Regions from separate parts of the Homo sapiens genome. Here region 1 is linked to region 2. A link is a loop called in an ENCODE intact Hi-C map of the cell type or tissue named here. Cell type or tissue: endothelial cell of umbilical vein. All regions are shown on one strand. Each heading gives the region's core, and the rest is flanking DNA. Links, peaks and the distances in the headings are about the cores only.

Region 1 (7,847 bases), core at 2,312-4,811, 740 kb before region 2:
TCAAAATTTATTTCAGGGAGAAGTAAATGCATCCAGAATGATGGTTGGAAAATTTATCACTACTTTCTCAGTGACTGATAGAATGAGTAGACAAAAAAAATCAGTATGCCTACAGAAAATCTGAATAAATATATCAACCTAATGGATATTTATATTTATATATCCATATAGTCACAAAAAATTATAACTGCACATGGAACATTTATCAAGATATACCATAATCTGGGGCAAAAAATAAGTTTCAATAACTTTAAATATTAAAATAATAAAGAATATTTTCTCAGGCACAATAGCATTAACTTAGAAATCAACAGCAATTTTTCCTTTTTTTGAGACAGGTCCTCGCTCTGTCACCCAGGCTGGAGTGCAGTGGTGCAATCATAGCTCAAGGCAACCTTGACATCCTAGGCTTAAGCAATCCTCCTACTCAGCCTCCCTAGTAGCTAGGACTACAGGCACGTGCACCAGGCTGGACTAATTGTTAAATTATAAGAAGGGGACTCATTATATTGCCCAAGCTGGTCTTGAATAGGCTCAAATGATCCTCCTGCTTCAGCCTCCCTAAATTCTGTGATTACAGGCATAAGTCACTGTACCCAGCCAAAAATAAAAGTCTTTAAATAAAAACACATCCATATATTTAGAAATTAAGAACACCCTCCTAAAAACAAATTAGAAAAAGAAGAAGGAAATTATAAGGTAATTTAGAAAATATTTTAACTAAATGATAATAAAAGCATACAATATTGAAATTTGTGATTTGCAGCTAAAGCAGTGCTTAGAGAGAAACTGACAGCTAGAATCAATAAGTTAGAAAAAGAAGAGCATATATAGCCAAGGAATGTGTGCTTGTACACAGAAATTAATCTTTAAAAACCCAACAAAACCAAAAGTTTCTTTTAAGTAAAGATCAATAGCATCAAAAAACATTAGGAAGACTGATGAAGGAAAATAAGAAAACACAGATTAGGCATGTCATGAATGAAAAAGAAAAGATCAACAAAAAATCTTTTAGATCATAGAAATAAAATTTGTAAATAGTAGGGACGTTAGGTGAATAAGGTCACAAGTTAGATGAAGCAGACAAACTGTTAATACACAGCTTATCAAAAGCGATGGAGAAAATTAAAAACCTGAACAGCTTCATCTCTATTTTAAAAATTGAATTAATGATTAAAAATATTCCTAAAACAAACTTCCTGAAATAGGCCAAGAGGCTTTATTGTTGAATTTTCAAACATTCAAGGAATAAATAATGTCAATCTTTTAAAAGCATTTTTTCAGATAACATAAGAGTATAGAACGCTTCCCAATTCATTTTATGTATAATCCTGATATCAAAACTTGACAAGGGGCTGGGAGCATTTGCTCACGCCTGTAATCCCAGCACTTTGAGAGGCCAAGGTGGATGATTGCTTGAGCCCAGGAATTTGAGACCAGGCTAGGCAACATGGCAAAATCCCATCTCTACAAAAAAATATGTATATTTATAAAAATTAGCTGGATGTGGTGGTGCACATCCACCTACTTGGGAGGCTGAGTAGGAGGAATACCTGAGCCCGGGGATTTTGAGGCCATAGCGAGCCGTAATCATGCCACTGCACTTCAGGCTGGGTGACAGAGTGAGACCTAGTCTCAAAAACAGAAAACAAGCAAACAAATAAAAAAAGGTTGAGAAGGAACATGTAAGAAAAATAGATAAATGTGAACTAATAATTCTCCTAAGATTAGACACATCAGTCCTTACTAAAATATTAGCAAATGGATGGAACCACATAAGAAAGATTCCATTGGTAAAGTTTATTCAGTAAGTCCAAGGAGGCTTAACATTAAAAAATCATTCAATATAATTCACCAGTTAAAGGACAGAAGTCATACAACCATCTCAATTGATAGAGGAAAAAATACTTCCAAAATGTTATGCCCATTCATGATTTTAAGATATATTTCACAAACCAACAATAATGAATTTCCTTCATCTGATAAAAACTTACTTCTATAATATATTAAGAAATCAACAATACATAGCTAAACAGCTCAATAAAAATGGGCAAATATTTGAAAAGATAACTCATTAAATAAGACATATACATGGTCAATTAGCACACAGAATGGTGTTCAACATCTTTAGTCATTGGAGTAATGCAAGTTAAAAACCACAATGAGATACAATTTCTCATCCCCTAGAAGGGCTAAAACAAAAAAGCCAAAAAATACCAAATATTGGCAAGATAATGGAGCAATTTGAGCTCTCACACATACAGTACTTATGAGAATATATAACTTCTTCATAATAAATGAACCTAAAATTATTATGAAAAACAGTTTGAGAGATTTCTGTAGTTACACATCTACCCTAAAAACCAGAAATTCCACTCCTAGATGGTTATGGAAGAGAAATTAAAAATTCATAGCAGCTTTTTTCAAAGGAACCAAAAACTGATAATAAGCTAAATGTCCATCACCATGGGAACTGATAAATTGTGGAATACTATTCATCAATAAAAAGGAAGAAACTGGTGATAAACTCAACCTGGGTGAATCTTTCAAATCCAGAGAAGTCAAACACAATTCATTTCTACTGAAGTTCTAGAAGAAGCAAAATTAATTAAAATCAGAAGAGTAGTTTTCTGGGTTGTGCAGGTGTTACAAACTGACTGAGAAAAAAATGCACAATGGGAGGAACTTCGGGGGATGATGATATGTTTCATTTGGGGATGATGGAAATACTCTACAGTGGGTATTTTTCATTACCATACACTGGATTCTCTCTCTTACCACTGCATTCTAGAAATGATAGTAACTTAACCTTCACTGTAGATTTAGTCTGAAAATAAACATGCTTCTAAACATACAGAAAGACATGAAGAAACTTCATACAGGTGTGTTTCTCTTCTAAAGTAATTCTAAATCATCTTTAATTTTTAGTTTTGGAAACTGCTAGTACTTTATTAATTATACTATCTGGAAGCTTTATAGAATTATAATTCCCCACATAGATTTTAAAAATAAAGTGGATTCAAATATTAAAAAATTAAAATTATTTGCTGGTGTCACCATATGGTAGCAATTGAATCAACTGCTATTACAAAGATAATCAAAAATAAATGTCCAAGAATCAAACAAGTTGCAGTTCTCATAAGCCATCTTAATCAACTTATCCTTGCTCTTTCTCACTACTTCTCTTTGATGTGCGAATATCACCTATTATTCCCAGGGGGAAAATTTAGTCTCCTTTCCGATCCAAAAATCAGTGCCCTGCATATCAGCCAGCAGAGGGCTCAATGAGTAACTTTCCAAGTCTTCACAAAATAGCTAAGAGCCCTTCTGTTAGTCGGCTTTTCTAAACATATAATTTGCCTCTTAAATCTGCACAGGCTGTGTAGCTGATTATTCTTATTAGTTGTTAAACCTAACCACTACTTATGTTCACTCAAACAGTTCTCTTTTCACTTGTCACATATATTCAATTATTCACAGGCATTTGTTATTCCTTGACTGGACAAATCCTAGAATTTCAGACTTCAAAGTGACCTCTGAGGTCATTTTTCTGTAGTCTTTCAGTTCAAACCTCTTACTTATGAGGCTCTTTCAACAGAGCCCATGACAGATATTGGGTAAACCTCGGCTTGAAGAAAGGAGATAAATAGATTTCATTTGTGAGAAAAAGCATTGCACTTACACATAGTTCAATTATCTGGCACCAAAATCTCTCTTCCTGTGAATTCTATTTGTTGATCCTAGTAATTAATTCTCTCTGGGTCTATAAAGAGTAATTGCCATTCCTATTCTAGTGGACAACCCTTCATATATTTAGAACCTCTTCTTGATGTTTCCTTAGGTCTTGGGATCAGGCTTAGTAAATAATATAATTTCCTTTTTGCATCTATTCACAGGCAATTAGTTATCTTTTTATCCAGATTTATTTCTTAAGGTACTAGTTAACTATGGTGATCCCATAGTTTGGGAATTTGGATTTTCAAGGCGAATCCTCCAAGTATTTACAATTTGGAGGCATAAGGAGCTCCAAAGTCAGGAATAGCTTTGTGATCTAACGCACTGCCCCGTAAATTTTAATGTGCACTGAATTACCTGAGAATTTTACTAAAACATAGTACTTGATTTAATAGTTCTGAGCCAGGGACAGAGAGAACATATTTTTAGCAAGATTTTATGTCTCTGATCCATGGATCATATTTTGAGTAACAGGATCTAAATAGAATTTCTCATACAGATTTCAAGTTTCAAAAATATAGCATGTTTTTCCACACTACTGTGTGTTATATAAACATACAAGTATGACAAAACATTAACAGTACCACACATGTATAAACAAATGATGCTGAGACAGCCAGGTGGGAAGGGCTCCCTGGCAAAACTGCAACTGGCCTGCGTGCCCAGCTAGAGACTCAGGAAGTTCATGCCGTTTGCAGGCAGGAGGAGCCTGGCTCCTCCTCTTCCTGTGTGAAACGTGGAATTCAATCTGTGAGGTGGGAAGACTACTAGCAAGAACTCTGGCCTTGTGGAGAGTCCTTGTTACCCCCTTTTTCCTTTTTGCCCAATAAATCCCATTATTCTCACCCTTCAAATCGTCTGCAAGCCTCAAGTTTTGTGGCTGTGGATCAAGGACTCCTTTTTCAGCTAACCTAGGGAAAAGTCCTGCAACAATGCCACTTAATGCAACAACCTCAAATTTGTAGGAAAAATTAGAGGCACTCATATTAGGTCTCCACTGCTAACAATTATTATCTGATGCATAGATCCTTTGAGAAAAAAAAAACTCTCTCAAATTATTTCTGCATAGTTAAAGGTCAATAATTGCTCAAAACTTGTCCTGTAATTAAAACCACAATGACTTCTTCTGACCTGTTGAGAGTGATTTCCATAGGCTGACTTTCTCTCCTCCCCAGTGGTCAGCTCTTACTATAGCCATCAAAAAGATTTCTCCACATTTTCATGAGGGTGAAAATAAATTTCTCCTCCAGGGGATTAGGCTCACATACTGCAGAAATTTTCTCATGTGTGATAGTATGACTATTCTGCAATAAGTCTATTTCAATATGGAGGAAGTAATTTTCTCTTCTCAAAGGAGGAGATCATTCATTTCTTAACAGTAGCCAGCTCCTGAATGGCTTACAAAGAGTATTTTCTATCACTTTTGATATATTTGTTTTACTTAGTTTCCTACTATTTACTAATAGGTGCCTAGGAGCCAAATAGCAGCCACTACAACTATTTTTGAGTGTCCACCTCATGTAAAGTTTTGGTGTCAGCCAGGCTTACAGAATTCTGAAGAAGTAGGTACAATAGTTACCATTATATGAGTGAAAAAACGTAAGTTCAGAGATGTGAAGTAGCTTGTGTGGGGGTCACATGAGTAGTAAATGGGTAACCTGGAATATGGAGCCGGATGATTTCGGTACCAAGATCACAATGCAACCCTGCCTGCCTTTGAAAGAAATTTCACATTACTCCATAAAAAGTTTTCTCTTGAAGCAAGTAATTATAATAATCCTTAAAATTAAAGGATTCCATCATAGTACGTTCGGAGTACATGTAAAAGAAAAAATGATTTTTTTAAATGTGAACTATCCTCTGGGCATAAATATAAGCCTTCTTAGGCTCAGAGATCATTAACAAGAATTGATGTCAAACACAATATTTAAAAAACATGAAACAATTGCTCCAGCTTTTAAGCTATTTAAAGCTCACATATTAACTAAGTGGTAAAGAGTATACAAGCAATTTAATGAATCCATAATACAGATATTAGCAGAATCCATAATACAGATATTAGCTTCTGCCTGTAGCTTACACATCGAGCTGCTTTAGTTTTGTGGTTTGTTTTCTAAAATATGATGACCTTTAATTTCAACTCTATTTTTGCTTGTTATTTGGAAAAACTTTTAGCAAGATCCTGAAAATTACACTATTTATCACTAAGATTCCTCTAATTTCTGTGACAAATCACCTCACCTTATTTCCACAACTCCAGTCCAACTTAATCTGTGACTTCTCCACCGTTAAAGTTATCAATGAAGGTGAGACAAGATTAGAAGTGATTAGAAGAACCAGAATGAGCTTTCTCAAATAAGGTGATAATGCAGTAAAGGCAGAAATCTGCTTAGATTTGTAAAAATATTTGAGATGAGAGGAGACAAGCTGTCATGTGTATAGGGAGAAAAATCGGAAGCTCTCAAGTGTATAGGGAGAAAAATCGGAAGAATATTTAAATAAAAATGTATCCCTTATACAATGTAGCGAAAAGTGAATAGGTTATAATATATATTTTAATGAATCACAGCCATTCAATGTCTATAATGTTTCTGAATAGTACCCTAGTTTGCATTCTGCTGTTTAAGACACTAGTGTACCATTAACGCCTGTGTTAGTAAAATTAACTTCAGTAAGTAGTTGTCTAATGGTCTCAAAAAGACATTGCAGGTTTAGTAAAATTAACTTCAGTAAGTAGCTGTCTAATGGTCTCAAAAAGACATTGCAGGTTACAAATGTGGTTTGTAAACATTATGCATTTTCCAAGTATTTAGCAAATGCTATTTTTTTCAGCAGTCTTAGGAAATATACTTATTATCAAATGGCCATATCAGAGCTCCTATGTGTTAAAGGGAAATGTAAGATAAATAGCTAACATAATTCTTATTGATGAATTCATGTGGGTTATTTCCTTTACCTTCCTGCTCTTCTTGAACTTGAGTTCTTTGTGAAGATTGGTGGAGGATATAATAACAGCAGATGATCCTTCCTTGACAACATGCATGTGTGCCGAAACACGCTATTCATCAAAACATGACATATATTTTATCCCATTATCTAATCAAGAGAAGAGGATAATATTATAGCTGATTTTTGTTCTATCTCTCTGCATATATTATAAACAAAATTTTATTCATTTTAATTATCTAAATATAATTGGCGTTCACATGTCCCTTGAAAAAAGTCTTTAAGATTGCTAAAGAAAAATTTAGAACAAGCTGCCATATTGTATGGCATGTAGGCAGCATGAAGACCTTCAATTGAGATATTAAAAATCAAGCCTTGACTGAACCAACAACAGGATTCATGACACTTTTACAGCTTTCAGAGTTTAACTCAGTTGACCTAGATCCTCATAATCTCCTCGTCATCTTCTACATTTTGAAAACCATCTTATGCCAGTGACCTGTGGAATTCATCACTGAAGTAGAAGATAAGGTTATGTCACCAATAATGGTTCACTGGAAAAGGTTAGCTTTTAGGAGAGACTTAGTGACTGACTTCCATAATAGAGTGAGCAATGTTGGATGACTTGTACGTAGAAGAAATCCTAAATAGCTTATACAGGATTGGCTTGTCCTTCAAATCCTAAGGGTTAATGTTGTCAGCTATCTAAATTTGGTTCAGAAATATGCATAGTCATCTTCCGCCAGTAATATAAGCATATAAAAAACTGCTTCAAACAATTTTTACAACAAGTATTGCATGATTTAGCATCCCTCCTGTAAATAAATTAATCTAATAAAGAGTAAGCCTTGTTTTTATTCAGGGAGAAGGTAAATTTTGTTATAAAATGAGAGGTACCTTTTTTTATTAACACAGGAATATGGACCAATAAATGGAAAAATCTGCATGGTAACACTGAAACTATAGTAAAGCACGCATACAGGTGAAATAAATCTAATCACTTTGTTTAATCAAAATGTGAAATGTTTTCTACATCTCATGTACCCCATACATATATACACCTATTATGTAGCCATACAAATTTAAAATTTAAAAAACCAAAAGAATAAAAAAGAAATATTTTGGTTTTTGCTAAAGAATATTTAGAACTTGTAAATATGTTGTAA
Region 2 (7,847 bases), core at 2,447-4,946:
ATTTGATAGAATTTCTTATGTCCATAAGATATAGAGGCAAATTCAGAAAAGAATGTTTTGACATTTAAATATATTTTCCTTAAAGAAAACAGTGATATGGTAATTACCCTGATTTGGTCATTATACGATGTATACATGCAACAAAACATAACACTTTACCCCAAAACATGTACAATTATGTCATTATAAATAAAATGAATTAAAAATCAAAAGTATATTCTTCTGTTATGTTTTATTTTTAAACTATAAAGTAACTTATCAATGCTCCTTTCAATTGGTAAACTTATGACTTTTTTTTTCAACTGAAAGCTGAAAGATCCAGTAAAATTAGCTGGAAAATAATTAAAAACAGTGATAATTTATTAACTGTGACTGATTACAAAATAACACACATATACCAAAGAGTCACCTATTTACAAAACAGCTTAGAAACAGGTAAAATATCCATTTATGACTGCATTCTAAAGAGAAAATTACTTAGGAATAAATCTAATAAATACATTTTTGGCCAGACATGGTGGCTCACACCTGTAATCCCAGCACTGTGATAGGCCCCCAGGGGGGCAGATCACTTGAAGCCACAAATTCAAGACCAGCGTGGCTGGCCAACACGGTGAAACCCCGTCTCTACTAAAAATACAAAAATTAGCCGGGCATGGTCGTGCACGTCTGCAATCCCAGCTACTCAAGAGGCTGAGGCACGAGAATCACTTGAACCCAGAGGTAGAGGTTGTAGTGAGCCAAGATTGTGCCACTGCACTCCAGCCTGCGTAACAGAAGCAAGACTTTGTCTCCCAAAAAAAAAAAAAAAAGAAATACATTTTTGAAGAATGTACATATGTCTATGCTTATATTTCTAGAAAGTATCAAAAGTCATACCCCTAGAAAGACAGATTAGCCAGACAGGGGTATGAGACATATTTTACTGCAGTATACTGTTGTATATTTGATCTTTTTTCTTATGTGCAAATATTATCCTTCAATTTAATAGACAGTAAAAATCATAGCATGACTATTAAACTAAACATTGGTAAGTTACTCTTTGATGTAAAATGTATCCATTTTTATATGTAATGAAACTAAACTCCAAGTGTGTTTAATTTTGCTGAAATGCTCTTTTAATGAAGGCCCCTGAAATTTAAATCCTTAGCAAATGCTAATAAAGGAGCTTCTCATTTTTTTCTATTGTTATCTTAACTATGACTAAGTATTAATAACCATCAATGAACTAAAAATGGAACCAGGGGCTTCATGCTTTCTCTCAATGAACTAACAAACTGCTTCTGACTTAGGGGAGGGAAAGATAGATACAAGATTTTTTACCTTTCTAGAAGATTCTGAGTTCAGAATGACTGAAAGGGTGAACATATTGCTAGTTCACTAGTGGCTAAGAATATAATAAAATATATTATTTTTGCTAAGATACAAATATGAAGTACTTCCTTTAGTGCTCTCCGCACAGAGGAAGGTAGATAGGGTAAATCACAGGCAAAAGTGCAAAGTCGGGGAAACTTATCTTCAGTAGTCCTAGGTTTATTTGTTATTCATTCTTTCTCAATAATTCTCATTCTCTCTTTAAAAACAAACAACGAAGACAAAAAACTTTCTGCTTTTTAGTCTATTTCCCTAAATTTCTAAAATATAATATGTACCAGGACAAGGACGAAAAAATAAAATAAAATAAAAGTAAAATTGATAGATTAGCCAAAACTCATTTTTATTTTTATTTACTTTTAAGTTCTGCTGGACTTGAGAACACACATTTTTAATAGATACTTACTATAATTCCAAAAACATTTTCTGACTTATTCAAAGTATGTCAAGCATTAAAGAAGCTTTGGAAGGGCAGGAGTTTTTCAATCAACTCCAAATTCACATGTACCTGAAGACAGACCTGCTGAGTTCAAGATTAAAAAGTAGTAGTCAATCTTTCCCACTGAGATATATAATATTAATTTCAGGAGAAACTGAGCCTCAGCTATAGATTTTGAAATCCTATTCATGGGTGTTAATTCCCAGGAAATTTTCTAGCATTTGACATCTTAAGCCAATTAACCTGTTTACTCGTGAGTTATGAGACACTTCTCCCCTTTCCCTAAGCTCTCCTCTTACCCTAGTCTTCAAACCCCCAGATCCTATCTACTATCACGTGTCCCCTCCCTTTAGCCTGTGCCTCAGTGTTTTCCTCAAACTCTATAACTTAGAGCTTCTGATTTGGCCAAATTAAAGTGGTATCAATAACAGACATTTATACTAACAACTTACTAGGTATGCCTAATAAATGGAAGAATAATTATAGTTTTAAATACAAATCATACTAACTTCATTATAAATATTATTGGCATACAAGCACAAACTTTTAATATATGTCCAATCGTTGGTCTATTTCTCATGCAGTTAGAAATTCTACTTACAAGTTTAAAAACTCAGAATGAAGATTGCAACTCTTAAGTAGCCAATGGTGATTTATTTAACCATTGTAGGATAAGTTTTGAAAAGTTTTGAAAAATTTCAAAAGAAATATAAAGGTAGCGGCAAAAGTACTAAATTGTAGCACATGGCATTTAATTATCAAGTTACTTTTAAACTAACCAAACTTCGGGAAAGGTTATCGTTGCTTAAATTTACTTATTAATAAAATTATACTTCTGACATTAGAGGTCAGAAATCATAATGGCCTCCACAAAGCTACCAGCTTATCTTAGGCAATATATGAATGTTAGAGTACAGACCATGCAATTAAAGGTTACATGTTGGCAAGAGACCAAAAATACATACATAAGGATTCTGAGACATAAGATCTTCAATAGATTTAAACTTTAATCCTTAGATTCTGAAATAACAAAATATGGGACATGACATCCATGGGGAGAAAGTCGATTAAGATGCTTCGACCAAGAATCAGTCAGTCATGCTCTTGGCCTTAGGTTCAAACTTAATGGTATCAGATTAACTTTTCTTTCAGCCTGATAATTTTAACTCTTACATCATTAATGAGCGGACACGACAAATGAAATAGTATAGAATAAAATAGTTGTGCTTATTAGTTGTGCTTATTTTACTCTTTTAATTAAGAAAGCTCAGGTTACTTAGGGTACCAAAAAATTATATATATACAGGGTACCAAAAACAAAAATTACTAATTCAAAGAATCAGAGATTTTTATATCTTTTTACATCTTTCACGTGTGTGTGTGCGTGTGTGTGTGTGTGTGTGTGTGTGTGTGTAGATATACACACACATTATCTTCACAGGAAAAATTCTCAGGGCTTTATAAACATTTACTATATGTAGAACTTTAAACGCAGGAAAGGGCTCAACCAAAGTCACCGAGTACCTGAATTTACAAACGTATTTCTTAAGAACAAAATTTCAATAGATTGAAAGAATTTTGTAGTGTAAGGATAAGTCAGAACATAGTTAAACGTTTGCTGCCATCTTGTGGCTAATTTTACTTATGAATTTCTTCCATATGTTATTATATTTCAGTTCTAGTACTATTAGCCATCATGTGGCTAGTAATTCAATAGATTATAAGAAAAATTTTCTGTTAATGTTTCATTTCAGTATTAGGGTTATAAGTTTGGAAAGGACTCTATAAACTATCTAGTCTGACATTCTGATAAGAGCAGGAGTAATTTCTGCATTAAGGAACTTCTACAGATAAAACCATTTTATATATGGATACCTAGAAAAAGTGGATGGATACCTACAAAAAAAAACCTTACAATGAGCAGTTTTGAAAGATTTATAACAAAAGTGGTCTCCATCATTTTTCTAGCTAGCATTCTATTGTATTTGTTAGCATTGTATTTCCCTCTCTGAATCTTTTGTGCAACAATTTTTTATTTATAAGAACATATTATTGGTCCATAGAAATCTAAACACACACACACACAAACAAAAAGTCTGATTATTGTTCTAAATACTTTGGAAGGAGGTTTTCATCAATGAATACTTACTTTATAAACCACATTAAACCTAAATGTCTTCCAAGGTTTCACACTTAACTGTAATTACATGTTTCATTCCCACAGAAACACCCAATGCAATCTCAGTTACAGTACCATTGTACCGAAAAGGGTCATCTATTATATCCATATATTCTCTTCAATCTATGTCATTTGTGCAAAGAGTAAGAGGTCTATATCTGTCTATCACATGTGTCTCTCTCATATATAGAGAGGAAGAAATCAAATTATCTTTTAGGGACCTGGATTTCATCCAGGGATACCTGATTTCAGGCAAGTCATTTAACTTCCCTATTTTGATTCTCTCATCTATTTTCACTTTAATCTGTATAGTATAATGATAATTATATATTTATGATAGCATTTCATTTTTAAGAGGTTCACATGAGAAAAATAGATTGGCAACTTTCATTTTCAACTTGCTTTCAATAAGATTTTTTTTTTTTTTTGGCCAGGCACGGTGGCTCACGCCTGTAATCCTAGCATTTTGGGAGGCCAAGGTGGGCAGACTGCCTGAGCTCAAGAGTTCAAGACCAGCCTGGGCAACACAGTGAAACCCCATCTCTAAATACTCTCTAATTTTTAGCCATGTCTAAGAGTATCAATGAAAAATCACAGGGTACATTACAAGAAGTCCCAAAATCTTCACTGAATCAGAGCCACAGGGGCTATAAGACTATGAGGGCCTACCTTATGTAAGCCAAGAACTCAAATAATATTTTGTGTACCTACACTATATAAAATATTTTCTAAAACAACTTATTACATCAGTTTTTTTAATATACACAAAACTAAAACTCTCCATTCATAATAAACAAGTCATTAAAAATGTACAGGTTTAGTCTGAATGCACTGTCATGAAATTTAAACTTTCATTATAATACTGTTTTAAGAACTTACAGCATCTGCTTTACAAATGGTGTTAGCTACATGTCGACACAGCATCTTTAGCCAGTTTTCTTTTGGAAGTTCATCTGATGTCATCTGGAAACTGAGTAGCACATTTGCCTGCTCTGTTGGTGGCCTCACAAGCAAGGCAAAAGCATTATGGCAATCTAGGGTTCCAGAATAACCATAAACATTAAGTGTCACTCCTTGGAAAATGACAGATGTATGCAAGTTTAGTTCCCTCAGAGCAATGAAATTCCAATGAAATGAACTATCACTTCTCCACTTTCCTTGTCCTATTTTTAATAAGACAAAGAACATCACCATATTAAGTTGAAGTACTGAAAACACAATATAGTATACCACGTAAGGAACTAATGATGATGATAAGTTAATGACATTAAGTAAACAGTATTATCCATGTCATTTAATATTTTCTATGATAAAAATATTAAGTGTTACAAAAGTTGCACGATCAAGATGCTAAAATACAACCTATTTTAAACAAAGTCTGCCATAATTAAAATCCAAAAATGAAGATTTTTAAAACAAATATATAGTCAGCCTTCCGTATCTGTGGGTCTGCATCTGTGGATTCAATCAACTGCTGACCGAAAATAGTAGAAAAAAACAGTAGAAAACAGATTGTATCTGTATTGAAAATGTACAGACTTTTTATTCTTGTCATCATTCCCTAAACAATATAGTATAACAACTGTTTACACAGCATTTACACTGTGTAGGTACTATAAGTAACCTAGAAATGACTTACAGTACATAGGAAGATGTGTATAGGTTACATGCAAACACTATGCAATTTTACATCCAGGACTTGAGCATCCCAGATTTTGGTAACCAAGGGAGGTCCAGGAACCGTCCCCCGTGGATACCAAGGGACAACTATACTATGTAACCTTTAATAAATCCAGAATTTGTCAACTAAGTGAAAAGAGCAGGAAGTTGCTGTTCAAGTTTTCTTTAAGAATCATTTCTTGGCGGGGTGCAGTGGCTCATACCTGTAATCCCAGCACTTTGGGAGGCCGAAGTGGGTGGATCACTTGAGGTCAGGAGTTCAAGACCAGCCCGGCCAACATGGTGAAACCCCGTCTCTACTAAAAATACAAAAAAATTAGCCAGGCATGACAACACACGCCTGTAATCCCAGCTACTCAGGAGGCTGAGGCAGGAGAATCCTGGCGGGAGCTGCAGTGAACCAAGTTTGCGCCACTGCACTCCAGCTTGGGTGACAGACTAAGACGTCATCTCAAAAAAAAAAAAAAAAAAACCCACAAAAAACAAAGAAAGAATCATTTCTTATAAAGGAAAAAAAAAAAAAAAAGAATAATTTCTCACAAACTGAAACCTTTCATTATTAGAGGAATCAGTAATGGAAAGAGCTAAATATTGTAAAAACATATGCCTAACATCCAAAATATGGCCATGCACATACACCACTGGGTGTCAATTAAACAGATGACACTGTTGTAGGTAGGTATAAATTTTCAGCAATTTCAGGCCTTCAGAGAACCTGCTCTGTAACACTACCAAAGTTTAGAGTAAAACATTCCTTAATACACATATGACTCCATATCAAGTCTACCAGTTACTCTGAGTTTATTTATTGCACCCACATCTATTCCTGACCCGTACCTTAAACATAGCCCTAAAAATGCAACTGTTGGCCAACAGTGAAAGTGTTAAGATGAGGGGTGCAGGTAACAGACTGGTTATTTTGTATTCTGAAGGAACCAAAAAAATAAATTTTGGTGTGGCAATAGGCTAGGCTAGGGTGCTATTTTAATACATAGCCATTTAAAAGCTCTTTGACCTTTAACAGATGAGGGTATCCTATAGGTTGAGATAGTACTTTCATTTGAGAAAACAAAAAGTCAGTTCTGTTCCTAGAGATGGAGATGGGATAGAGGTGCAAGAACAATTACTTTAGCAGTCTGACCAACTATATTTAAAGATAATTTACCAATTTAAAAAAGCCAAAATGGAGTAAATTAAACCTACAATGAATATAAACTATTTTTATATAACCAAGAATGTATCCGACCGGCATACCTTCTGTCTCTCTTATGTCCAATACCTTCTTAATCTGAGAAAGAGGCATTAGGTGAATATGCTTAAGAGAAGCTGGGGGTCGGGTTTGGCCATGAGGACTCCTAAAAGTGCCAATAACCTTGTGCCGTTTTCTTGCTATCTGATTATAGAAAATAAAAAAGTATCAGTCAATAAAATGAAGAAAAAGGACCAAATACTTAAAAAATAAAATAGCACTAATCACATAAATCTATATATAACTTATTTAGTTATTATTCGTTACAAAGTTGTTATAAGCAGAGTTACTATGTAACAAAAGTCAAACATGTAATTGTATAGCAGAAATGTTCATGTTTATATAAGAAGAGTTCAAAAGTCAGGAAAAAAGGCCAAGGGATATTTTGCAAAAGGTCCCAGAGGTATGAAAGAACTAGAAGCATGATGAGAAGCGACAGGATCAAGGAATGACAGAATCTTAAATGAAACTCCTAGAATTCAGGAGAAGAGGAACAGTTGGCTAAGCAAAACAATTAAATGATTTTAAGCTTAATTTTTAGAAAGGAAAAACAATAACAAGTGTTAATTTGATGACAAATGCTAGTACAGAGTTTAAAAAAAACCCTTAAAATACAGATAAAACATTTAAAAGTTAAATATATCCTTAAATCCCAAATTAGTTTCAGTATAACATAATCTGTCATTAAGAAAACATAGATTTTACCCATTTTGAATGTTTCTACCATTTATTATTAAATAGGATGATGGCTATAGGTTTTTATCAGGTTAAGAATGTACCATAATTTCCATTGCCAATTTACTAAGAGTTTTGTTTATTTTTCCTAAACAAACAAGCTAAAGAATAAGTTTATTTAAGATTATAAGTTTTTATTTTATATTTATTATGAATTCTGAAGTCCAAATTTAATGTTATAAATAAAGCAG

Evidence for each region. Peaks named below come from ENCODE experiments on the same cell type or tissue, not always from the same donor. Only the 100,000 strongest peaks of a DNase experiment are listed, where the experiment ranks them.
Region 1: it touches region 2 in a loop (9-fold over the local background); 28 of 110 quality-filtered maps call a loop at or near these places.

The regions. Positions count from the first base shown.
Region 1 is chr3:173,549,288-173,557,134 of GRCh38, reverse strand. All of the region lies in intron 1 of NLGN1 (neuroligin 1), which reads right to left. Among named protein-coding and RNA genes, the nearest start is that of NLGN1, 160 kb to the right of the region's middle. In endothelial cell of umbilical vein, for the core only: a CTCF peak has its summit at 3,273 (motif pointing right); a DNase peak (open chromatin) is centred at 3,384.
Region 2 is chr3:172,804,949-172,812,795 of GRCh38, reverse strand. It overlaps ECT2 (epithelial cell transforming 2), which reads right to left. Exons shown (of 25, transcript NM_001258315.2): 21 at 6,927-7,065; 22 at 4,872-5,026. Among named protein-coding and RNA genes, the nearest start is that of ECT2, 58 kb to the right of the region's middle. In endothelial cell of umbilical vein, for the core only: no CTCF peak of the experiment used is centred there; a DNase peak (open chromatin) is centred at 3,425.